Regions from separate parts of the Homo sapiens genome. Here region 2 is linked to region 1. Evidence: read pairs that join two places in POLR2A ChIA-PET (ENCODE). Cell type or tissue: Panc1. All regions are shown on one strand. Links, peaks and the distances in the headings refer to the core of each region. The heading gives the core; the rest is flanking DNA.

The links. ChIA-PET counts read pairs that join two places held together with the same protein. Peaks named below come from ENCODE experiments on the same cell type or tissue, not always from the same donor. Only the 100,000 strongest peaks of a DNase experiment are listed, where the experiment ranks them.
Region 2: POLR2A ChIA-PET joins it to region 1 with 5 read pairs; 2 of 35 experiments call an interaction of 5 or more read pairs at or near these places.

The regions. Positions count from the first base shown.
Region 1 is chr2:237,866,736-237,872,115 of GRCh38, forward strand. The region is part of intron 1 of RAMP1 (receptor activity modifying protein 1); the gene reads left to right. It overlaps LOC124900521 (small nucleolar RNA SNORD55/SNORD39), which reads left to right and starts at 3,169; the gene lies at 3,169-3,247. In Panc1, for the core only: no CTCF peak of the experiment used is centred there; no DNase peak of the experiment used is centred there; H3K27ac peaks cover 827 bases.
Region 2 is chr2:237,676,083-237,681,462 of GRCh38, forward strand. All of the region lies in intron 1 of LRRFIP1 (LRR binding FLII interacting protein 1), which reads left to right. Among named protein-coding and RNA genes, the nearest start is that of LRRFIP1, 51 kb to the left of the region's middle. In Panc1, for the core only: no CTCF peak of the experiment used is centred there; no DNase peak of the experiment used is centred there.

The DNA of each region.
Region 1 (5,380 bases), core at 81-5,080:
TTTCTTTTTTTGAGACTGAGTCTCCCTCTTTTGCCCAGGCTGTAGTACAGTGGTGCGATCTTGGCTCACCACAACCTCCAACTCCCGGGTTCAAGTGTTTCTCCTGCCTCAGCCTCCCCAGTAGCTCAGATTATAGGTGCCCGCTACCATGCCCGGCAAATTTTTGTATTTTTGGTAGAGACGGGGTTTCACTATCTTGGCCAGGCTGGTCTCAAACTCCCAACCTCAAGTGATCCATGCATCTTGGCTTCCCGAAGTGCTGGGATTACAGGCGTGAGCCACTGTGCCCAGCCTATACTGTATTCTTATAATGAAGTAAGCTAGAGAAAAGAAAGTGTTATTAAGAAAATTAGACCCAGCATGGTATCTCACGCCTGTAATCCTTGCATTTTGGGAGGCCAAGGTGGGAGGATCGCTTGAGTCCAGGGGGTGGAGGTTGCAATGAACCAAGATCACACCACTGCAATCCAGCGTGGGCAATAGAGTGAGATCCCATCTCAAAAAAACCCACAGAAAATATATATACTTTTCATTAAGTGTAAGTGGATCATCCTAAGGTCTTCATGTTGAGGAGGCCAAGAAGGAGGAGCAAGAGGAGGGGTTGGTCTTGCTGTCTCAGTGGCGGCAGCGGCAGAAGAAAAGCTTCATGTAGGTGATCCACACAGTTCAGAGCCATGTGGTCAAGAGTTAACACCTTAAACCTTCTGTCTTTCTCCTTTGGGGCCAGATGCTTTTTTATTGTATTTTTGTGGGGGTGGGGGTGGGAGAGGGATGGAGAATGCATCTTCTTCCCGTGTGTAAAGTAAGCTTTTGTCCTGTGAAGGAAGAACCGTTCGATGTGACACAACAACCTGCCCAGCTGGACATTGTCTCAGTGCTGGCAGGCCGCTGGCACTGGCGAGGCTGTGACACAGGAGAAGTGGTCAGAGGCTGCGAACCTACCGTGTTTCTGGGATGAATGGAGCGTTTCCTCATTCCTGTGCAGCCTTTCGGCAGTCTCAGGTGTCTGTTGGCCACTGTTTGTTCTGAGTGTGGCTTCGTTCTTCCTGAGTGAGCTTGCTCTGTACTTTACCTTGGGAGTTTTATTACCAGCATTGGGTTTTCTTCCCAAGATACAGGTTGTGGACCCTTATTCTTTCCCTGTGTGCTAGGATAGTCAGGATGATGGAAATAAGCAGTTCCTTGAAGATCTAGAGGGTCTTCATTTTCACCTGCAAAACCACCGGGGCCAGGCTCCTTTTCATGGTGTAGAAAATTGGCAACCTTTTCAGTATCTTTCTGGTGTTAATTGGTCCCCTTGGGTTTTCTGTCTTTTTTTTTTTTTTTTGGATGGAGTCTTGCTCTGTCGCCCAGGCTGGAGTGCAGTGGAGCGATGTCAGCTCACTGCAACCTCCACCTCCCAAGTTCAAGTGATTCTCCTGCCTCAGTCTCTCAGGTAGCTGGGATTACTGGTGCCTGCCACCATGTCCAGCTAATTTTTGTATTTTTAGTAGAGATAGGGTTTCACCATGTTGGCCAGGCTGCTCTCGAACTCCTGGCCTTCGGTGATCCACCCACCTCAGCCTCTCAAAGTGCTGGGATTACAGGCATGAGCCACTGTGCCTGGCTGGGGTTTTCTGTGTCTTGTAGCAGTGATGTTGTTTTACATTTTCCTCTGAAGTTGTTCATTTTATCCACATATCATTATGTGAACAATTATTTTTCTAATTCCCTCTACATCTGTGAACATCTGTCCTTTTTAGTGCAATTTTGTGAATTTGTATTTTCATGTTATTTCTTGATCAGAATGGACAGTGGTTAATCTGTGATTGGTCTCTTCCCCACTGATTCCCTCCCCCCACCAAAAAAAAAAAACAAAAAAAAAAAAACAGTTCCTGAGTTTACTTACTCTACACTTTTTCTTGAATGCCTAACGCATTTCTTTTTGTTCTTTGCTGGCGTGGGAATGAAACGTCATCGGTTCTCTGCTTGGCAGCTTGGCTGGATCCCCTGAGTTTGCCTCTGCCTTGTGCTCATGGTTGATATTTTCTGGATTCTCTGTATTTGTGGTTTCTGTTTCCTCTTTAGCACGTGAATTGTTTGGAAGCAAGTTTTTACAAATCTCAGGGGCTCCGGCTTTTTGGTTTCTCTCCCGATACTCATTGCTAGTTTTATTGCACTGTGGTCGGGGGCAGAGCGGGAACCACAACCATGACTTAGTGTGCATTGCGGGTTCTTTCTTGGTCTTACAAATTTTTCGTGTTGTAAATGGCCCGTAAGCCCGTGGGAGGAGTGTGGCGTTTTTATGTATCCATCCCGGTCATCATATTAAATTTAATACTTAGGGCCTCCGTATCCCTATTTTCATCTTCTCCATCCATGCGCATTGTGTGAAAACCCTGCACTGCGTTTGTGATCCTGCCTGCTTTCCCTGGGCACGTGTTGCTGCGTGTTCACGCAGGGGAGAGGATGGGGAATTCCATATGTGACCCTGCCAGTCACAGCTGCATGGTGACTTCTTATAGCTCTGTCCCAGTCATTGCTTTTTTAATTTTAATTGCGGTAAAGTATACACCACATAAAATGTACCATCTTACCTATTTTTAAGTGTACAGTTCTATGCCACTAAGCACACTCACGCTGCTGTACAACCATCGCCACTATCCATCCCTAGAAGTTTTTTCATTTTGCAAAACTGAAACTCTGTCCCAGTTAAACACTAACCCCCTGCTGATTTACCACCTCCCCCAGCCCCTGGGACCCACGATTCTACTTTCTGTCTCTGACTACTCTAGGAACCTGTATTAGTGGAATCATACAGCATTTGTGACTGGCTCATTTCACTTAAGGTTCTTCCATGTCGTAGTGTGAATCAGAATTTCCTTCCTTTTGAAGGCCAAATAATATTCCACTGTTATGGATAGACCACACTGTGTTTATCCATTCATCCATGGACACGTGGGTTGCTTCCACTTCTGGCTGTTGTGAATCAGGCTGCTGTGAACATGGGTGTTCAGATATCTCTGTGAGACCCTGCTTCCAGTTCCTTTGGGCATATACCCAGGGCATATACCCCGGATCATTAGGTGGTTCTGTGTTTAATGTTTTGAGGAGCCGCCACAGCGTTTCCGCAGTGGCTGTGGCATCGTGCGTTCCCACCAGCAGTGCACAAGGCTCTGGTTCTCAGGGGCCGTGTGAGGCCACCTCTGCCATGCTGCAGGCTCCCCAGCACGCAGTGGGGAACCCAACCTTGGAGAGCCGAGCCGGGGAAGAAAAAGCGTCTCCACAGCCTTGGCAACACTTGTGATTTTGTTTTCGATGGTAGCCGTTCTAACGGGATTGAGGAGCCATTCGTTACTTCACAGGTGGACAGCAGCAGCTTTGTCGGGGACAACATTGTGGTTTCTCGTTGTCTAGTCTTTTGTCTGTGTCATGTCCCGCCACCCACCTTTTGGATGTTCCCCGGAGTCACTTAGCTCTTTGACCTGGTTTAACATCTGGTTTTCTTGTGGATTTTAATGTTGTTTACCAAATCCCAGGGCCTGCCCCGAGGGCCTGGTGACCCTGGGCAGGCCATTTCCCGTCCTGTGCAACTCTGATCTGCAGGATGGGGTGGTGTGGGAGCACCCATGTCCCTGCCTGAGGACTCTCCAGGCCTCCGTGGGGGCGGTAGCAGGGCCTGGCCCATGCGGCGCGCTGGTGCTGCTCACCCGCCTTTCTGGCTTTAAGAAGTATGCTTGGAGCTCATCTAACATCTTATTTTCCATTTTCTGTTTCTTAATACTTACAGAGGCTTCCGACTTTTTCTCCAGGTCTGTATTTTCCTTGTTCTTCTCTGGTAATTTGGAAGGTAGACAGTCAGTTTTTAGTTCAACCTGTGTTTTATTTTATGACTTAAAAAAATGAGGATTTCTTGGCTTGTCAACTTCAGAAATGAAGAGTGCCGGTTGACAATGTGTAGAGTTTTACTGAATGGCAGTCGGGGGCAGGACCAAGGCTGGGGAGGAGGATGGAGGGTACTGTGTGCAGTCAGGGGTCTCCCACCAGGTTCCTAAGGTTGGAGGTGAGGCTGGAGGCTGCCACAGTTATCCAAGTGAGGACTCGGAAGGGCCTGGGCATTTCCAGTAAGAGTGAGCAACACGGATGCAAGAGAGGGACAAAGAACTGTGCACAGCAACCCCATCCAGCACAAAGCAGGCACTTCGTGGGGGTAGAGGCTCTGAGCCCGAGAGAGGGGACAGTGGGCTGGAATGCAGTGCTTTGCTGTCTTTGAGGACCAAAATCAGATGACAGGTGGAGGAGAATCTACTTGGTGGAGGCTTTGGCGGGGTAAGCGGCTGTGTGGGTGGGAGAGGAACAACCCGGCCCTGGCCCACGGCCCCGAGGACCTTTCCTCTTCTCGCAACCGCCCCTGCACTGGCTGCTCAGAGGTGTCAGTGGATGGCGGGAGTTTCTCAGCCTGGACTTGAGAAGTTGGAATGAGAGGGTCTTGCCAGAGAAAGGAGAGCACCTTGGGGCTTCAGCCAGCTGACCCCTAGAGAGACAGGACTTTAGACAGAGCAGGGGCAGGGAGAGGAGGAGCTCAGACAGCTGAGTGCTTTCACTCTAGAGGATGTCAAGTTTGACCTGGAGGGAAGCAATGGGGAGATATCCCAGCCACACAGGAAACGCCAGGCCATGGTTGACACCTCACGCAGGCACTCGCATGCCTGAAACGGACCAGGCCATGCAGGGAGCAGATGCTCACCGGGGACAGAGGCCTCGCAACCCACCAGGGACAGATCGTGGCAACTGAAGGGGCCCTGTTCAGGAGAGCTAGATGTCAGGGAGGCAGCAGCAGGCGTTCCTATGGGCTGGGGAGCTCTGGGTTCCTCCACCGCCCCCCGACCCCAACTCCCTTGGGCCCTGGGCACTTCTACCCTCTGGGACAGTCGTCCCCAACTCTCTTGGTCCTGCCCCCGCCAGTAAAATAATCTGGACACGCTCCTCCAGGATTTGCTTATAAATTAGACCCCTGTGCCACTGCGCTATGTGTTCTAAAATGTATGCAAAAATAGGCTTCTTTAAGCCCAGGAAGTCAAGGCTGCAGCGAGCCAAGAGAGCGCCAGTGCACTCCAACCTAGGCAGCAGAGTGAGACCCTGTCTCCAAAAAAGGAAGAAAGAAAACCACTAGATACGGTGATGGTTGTACACCTTAGTGAATTTACTAACAATCATTGAATTGTCTATGTAAAATGGGTGAATTTGTGGTATATAAATTATACTTCAATAAAGGCGTGTTTTAGAAGAGAAAAAATATAGGCTTCTTTGAAAGGAGGGATGCTGAGAATAGTTTACTACAGTCACGACCATCTTTCCACCCTCCTGCGATGGTATCGTCCATGCCTTAAGGATGTTAGGG
Region 2 (5,380 bases), core at 319-5,318, 190 kb before region 1:
CATCTTCCCAAACTGAAATTCTGTACACATTAAACACTGACTCCCCAAATTCACAGAGCTGAAGGTGGAGTGGGCATTGCTTTCCCCAGCCCTTGGCAACTCCCATGCAACTTTCTGTCTCCATGAATTTGATTAACGTAAATTTTTACTACTGAGCTTCGCTTTTCCAATAAAAGTTCAAGGTACATAGTTTAAATGTACATACTTTAATGCAAGCAGTATTGCATGACACCAGCCTGCCTTCTTTCGTCCTTTTTAAAAAATTAGACCAGAAACTGTTGTTGAATCCCATGTTGCCGGTCCTGATGGTTATCTTTCTAGTGAGACCCGAAAATTCACGTGGGGACATGACAGCTTTCCATTTTCATGAATTGCAAATGTGGAGGGCTCATGGTAGGGAGATGGTTTTATTTTTGTGGGTTTTGTTTCGTTTTGTTTTTTGAGACAGAGACTCGCTCTGTCACACAGGCTGGAGTTCAGTGACACGATCTCGGCTCATTGCAACCTCCGCCTCTCCGGTTCAAGGGATTCCCGTGCCTCAGCCTCCTGAGTAGCTGGAATTATAGATGGGCAACATACCTGGCTAATTTTTGTATTTTTAGTAGAGATTGGGTTTCACCCTGTTGGCCAGGCTGGTCTCAAACTCCTGGCCTCAAGTGATCTGCCCATCTCAGCCTCCCAAAGTGCTGGGATTACAGGCGTGAGCCACAGTGCCCGGCCCAGGAGATGGTTTTAAAACAGAGATGTGCCCTGGTTGCCTTCTCTGAAAGTTTCTCTCCACACAGATCTCCTGACCTTTGGTGTGGCTGATTTCACGTGGAGTCTGTTGGATTCGCACCATCTGGCTCCTGTTTTCTGGGGAAACTCTGCGCTGGCTTTCGTCTTCCTCCTTTTGTGATTACATAAACAAAAGGGTAAATTGTTTTCTTAAACGTTAGTTTTAAATTGTGCTAAAATACACATAACAAAGTTTGCCATCTTAACTATTTTTAAGTGTACATTTCAGTGACATCAAGTATACTCACCCTCTTGTGCAGCCAGCACCACCAGCCATCCCCAGAACTTCTTCATCTTGCAGAACTGAAACTCTGCCCCCATTAAACGCTGACTCCCCATTCTCTTCTCCATCCAGCCCTGGCACCCATCATTCTACTTTGTCTTGATGAATAGTATGAGGTACCTCATCTAGTTGGAATCATACAGCATTTGTCCTTTTGTGACTAGCTGATTTCACTTAGCATGATGTCCTCAAGGTTTTCTCACATTTTAGCAGATGACAGCATTTCCTTCCTTTTTAATTCTGAGTTAAATTCCACTATGTATCTATACTACATTGTGTTTCTCCATTCAGCCATCAGTGGACACTTGGGTTGCTTCTACCTACAAAAGACCAAATTATTTTGTCCATTTAATATAAGTTATTTGAAGGCCAGGCACAGTAGCTCATATCTATAACCCTAGCACTTTGAGAGGTCAAGGCAGGAGGATCGCTTAAGGCCAGGGGTTTGAGACCAGCCTAGGCAACATAGCAAGAATCCAATCTCTACCCAAAAAACTAAAAACTACATAATTAATAAAATGTGAATTATTTGAAGTTTCAGTGCAGATCCCTTCTTATCACTGTATTATCTGATATTATCGAGCCACCATGAAACCTCTAGCACAGCCTACCTGTGGTACCGGGAGGCCACCCTCCCAGCCACATCGGGGTCTGCCTGATTTCTGCTTTCCTCACTGCCTGGGTCCCTCTGCCTTCCCCCAGAGACGAAGATGCTGCAAGTTAGACTTGGAGCTCTAATATTGTATTCTAAATGTAGGGCATATATTTTAAATAATCGTAGAGTGTTAGAGCTAAAAAGGTTTAATATGCTTTATATTAAAAACATATTTATCTTGTTAATACTCTGAGTCCATTGCGTCACCTCGGGCGGACCATTTCCCCTTTTTCTAAAACCTACACCATGGGAGGGTCTCTTTGCCAAAAAGGAGAAGTTCATGAGCTTCCATTGCCTAATATCATTCTTTGGAGGCACAGTCATAGCTCCTTATCTGGCTCTCGAAGTTCAAGTCCAGCTGTCTAGATCATAACTTTCAACTAGGAAATCACCGGGTGCCTTAAAAAAATAACCAGCGCAAAGTTCAGGCCTCTTGTTCTAGAAAAGTAGTAAGGTTACTCCTACTAGAGCCACGGGATGTAGAATTCCAGTTACTGTTGGGGTTGTGTGTGTTTTAACAGGCACACCTCTTTCCCTGCAGCAGGGGGTACACAGCAGGCTGTGCAGAGTAGGGCAAGGTAGAAGCCCTGGGGTATGCAGGAAGGTGGGTGGGGAGGGGCTGGTGTGTCAGGGACAAATGTCAGCTCCCACATCCCTTGGTAAAGTGTGACTGGGTACATCAGATTTAGATTAAATTATCCTGAAACTATTTTTTTTTCTTTTTTTGAGACAGAGTCTCACTCTGTCACCCAGGCTGGAATGCAGTGGAGTGAGGTCAGCTCACTGCAACTTCTGCTTCCCAGGTTCAAGCAATTCTCCTGCCTCAGCCTCCTGAGTAGCTGGGATTATAGGCACCTGCCACCAAGCCCAGCTAATTTTTGGATTTTTTTAGTAGAGACAAGGTTTCACCATGCTGGCCAGGCTGGTCTCAAACTCCTGACCTCAAGTGATCTGCCTGCCGTAGCCTCCAAAAGTGCTGGGATTACAGGTGTGAGCCACAGCACCCCGCCCCTCAAACTATTTTGTAGCTTGCATTATATAGATCAAACACCTTCATTGCACTTACATCTCTAGTATTGTATTTACTTAAATAATGATTATCAATAGCAACTCATTTAATCCTTATAAACCCTGGGAACTGGGTACCATTATCCCTCCCATTTTACAGATGAGGAAACTGAAACACAAAGAGAGGATATGTAACTTGCCCAGCGCTGAAGACTCCCACCAGGCACAGCGCGCCTAGAATCTGTGCTCCCTGTCACCACAGTAGACAATTGTACTCCAGCATCAACAATGAAAATCACTTTTCACTGACTTAAGTATTATTCCTTCTCCAAGTTGATCTTCCACTGGTCTAACTTAGATTCTAGCCTTTAGGCAAGAGTATCTTGTTATGAGACGTGTAATTTGTTTCCTTTCAGGTGCCTTGCAACACAACTCTGTTTATCTCATAAGCAGTTTTAAATGCTATTTAAATTCTGACAAGGCTGAGTCCTGTACTGTGTGATTACAGAGCAAGCACTAACTCACAAAGCTACTGTGTCCTGATTATTTCTCTAATTGTAGAGTAATTTAAGGAAGAAGGAATATATCAGCAATAACCGTAAAATGATGATGATAATGGCAGTTCTGATGTTCATACCCAACAAAGAAATCAGCAATATAACTACTGAAAGGGTGTAGATAAAATTTGTAAATACTTGCGGATTATGTGTATGTCTAATCCAAAAAGTCAGTCTCAAACTGAGAGTTCAGTAAGATAGTTTGTAATAACAGAAACAAAAAACCAAAGCATTCCTATATCCTACCGTAATGATTTTTTTTTGAGACGGTGTATCGCTCTTGTTGCCCAGGCTAGAGTGCAATGGCATGATCTCGGCTCACTGCAACCTCTGCCAACTGAGTTCAAGTGATTCTCCTGCCTCAGCCTCCCGAGTAGCTGGGATTGCAGGTATGCACCACCACGCCCAGCTAATTTTGTATTTTTAGTAGAGACAGGGTTTCACCATGTTGGTCAGGCTGGTCTCAAACTCCTGACCTCGGGTGATCCACCCGCCTCGGCCTCCCAAAGTGCTGGGATTACAGGCATGAGCCACCGCGCCCAGCCTGATTTTTTAAATAATGGAAAAAATGATAAAATCCCACTCAATGTTGCATGTAGGAATAAAGAAAAATGCAGGGCCTATATGAAGACCATAATAATTTACTGAAGGACATAGTCAGTTGAAAAATGCAGAGAGCAATACCTTGTCTCTGAACAAGAAAACTCCACATTAAAAAGACACGGATCCATCCCCAAATAAATGATAAATACAGTTGGCCCTTTGTGTCTGTGGGTTCCACATTCATGGATTCAACCCATCTCAAATCAAAAATATTTGGGAAAAAAAAAGGCTGGGTGCAGTGGCTGGCCAGGCACAGTGGCTCAGGCCTGCAATCCCAGCACTTGGGAAGGCCAAGATGGGAGGGTCGCTTGAGGCCAGGAGTTCAAGACCAGCCTGGTCAACACAGTGAGGCCCCATTGCAATAAATAAATAAGAAAATATTTGGAAAAAAAATGGATGGTTGCCTCTGTACTGAACATGTACAGACGTTTTTCTTGTCATTATTCTCTAAACAATACAGTCTAACAACTATTTACATAGCATTTACATTGTATTAGGTATGAACAGGAACCTAGAGATGATTCAAGTACACAGGAGGATATGCACAGGTTATGTGCAAATACTCCACCATTTATGCTCAGAGACTTGAGCATCTCCAATTTTGGTATCCCAGTGGTTGGAAGGGGTCCTAGAACCAATGCCCCTTGAATACCGAGGGACAACTGCATAATGCATTTCAAATAAAATCTCAGTTTAGAGGGGAAGGTTGGTTGAAAGCTTAACAAATAGACTCTAGGCCAGCGTGGTGACACATGCCTGTAATCCCAGCGCTTTGGGAGATTGAGGTGGGCCCATCACTTGAGCCCAGGAGTTGGAGACCAACCTGGGCAACATGGTGAAACCCCATCTCTATAAAAATACAAAAATTAGCCAGGCAAGGTGGCACAGGCCTGTGGTCCCAGCTACTCCAGAGGCTGAGATGGGAGGATCACTTGAGCCCAAGAGGTGGAGGCTGTAGTGAGCCATGATCACGCCACTGCACTCCAGGCTGGGTAGCACAGTGAGACCCTGTGTCAAAAACAACAACAACAATGACAAAAAGAAAAAAAACAAATAGACTCCTGAGTTAATCTGGAAGAATAAATGGAGAGGCTGGCCAAGAAATTTTTGAAAAAACATAACAGGGGTAGTTTTCAACTTTTTTGTAGCCCACAGCTTCTTTATTCAAACACAATCTCACCTCCCTGTTCAAATACTTTCAGTGGGTCCTTTACTGCTTCCTGAATAAAGTCCAAGTTCCTTAACCTGCGTACTGTAAAAAGAGCATTCTGACAATATCCAAGGGTGTTCAAAAAGCAATGTTTACAACTCCCACAGTTCTACCACTTCGGCAGAGCAGCCCTGTGTTTATTCTGCATGTCCTTCTGGTCTTTGCATGCCTATGTCTTTTACACAGTCCTATTCTTTTTTTTCTTTTTTGAGATGGAGTCTCGTTCTGTGACCCAGGCTGGAGTACAGTGGTGTGATCTTGGCTCACTGCAACCTCCGCCTCCTGGG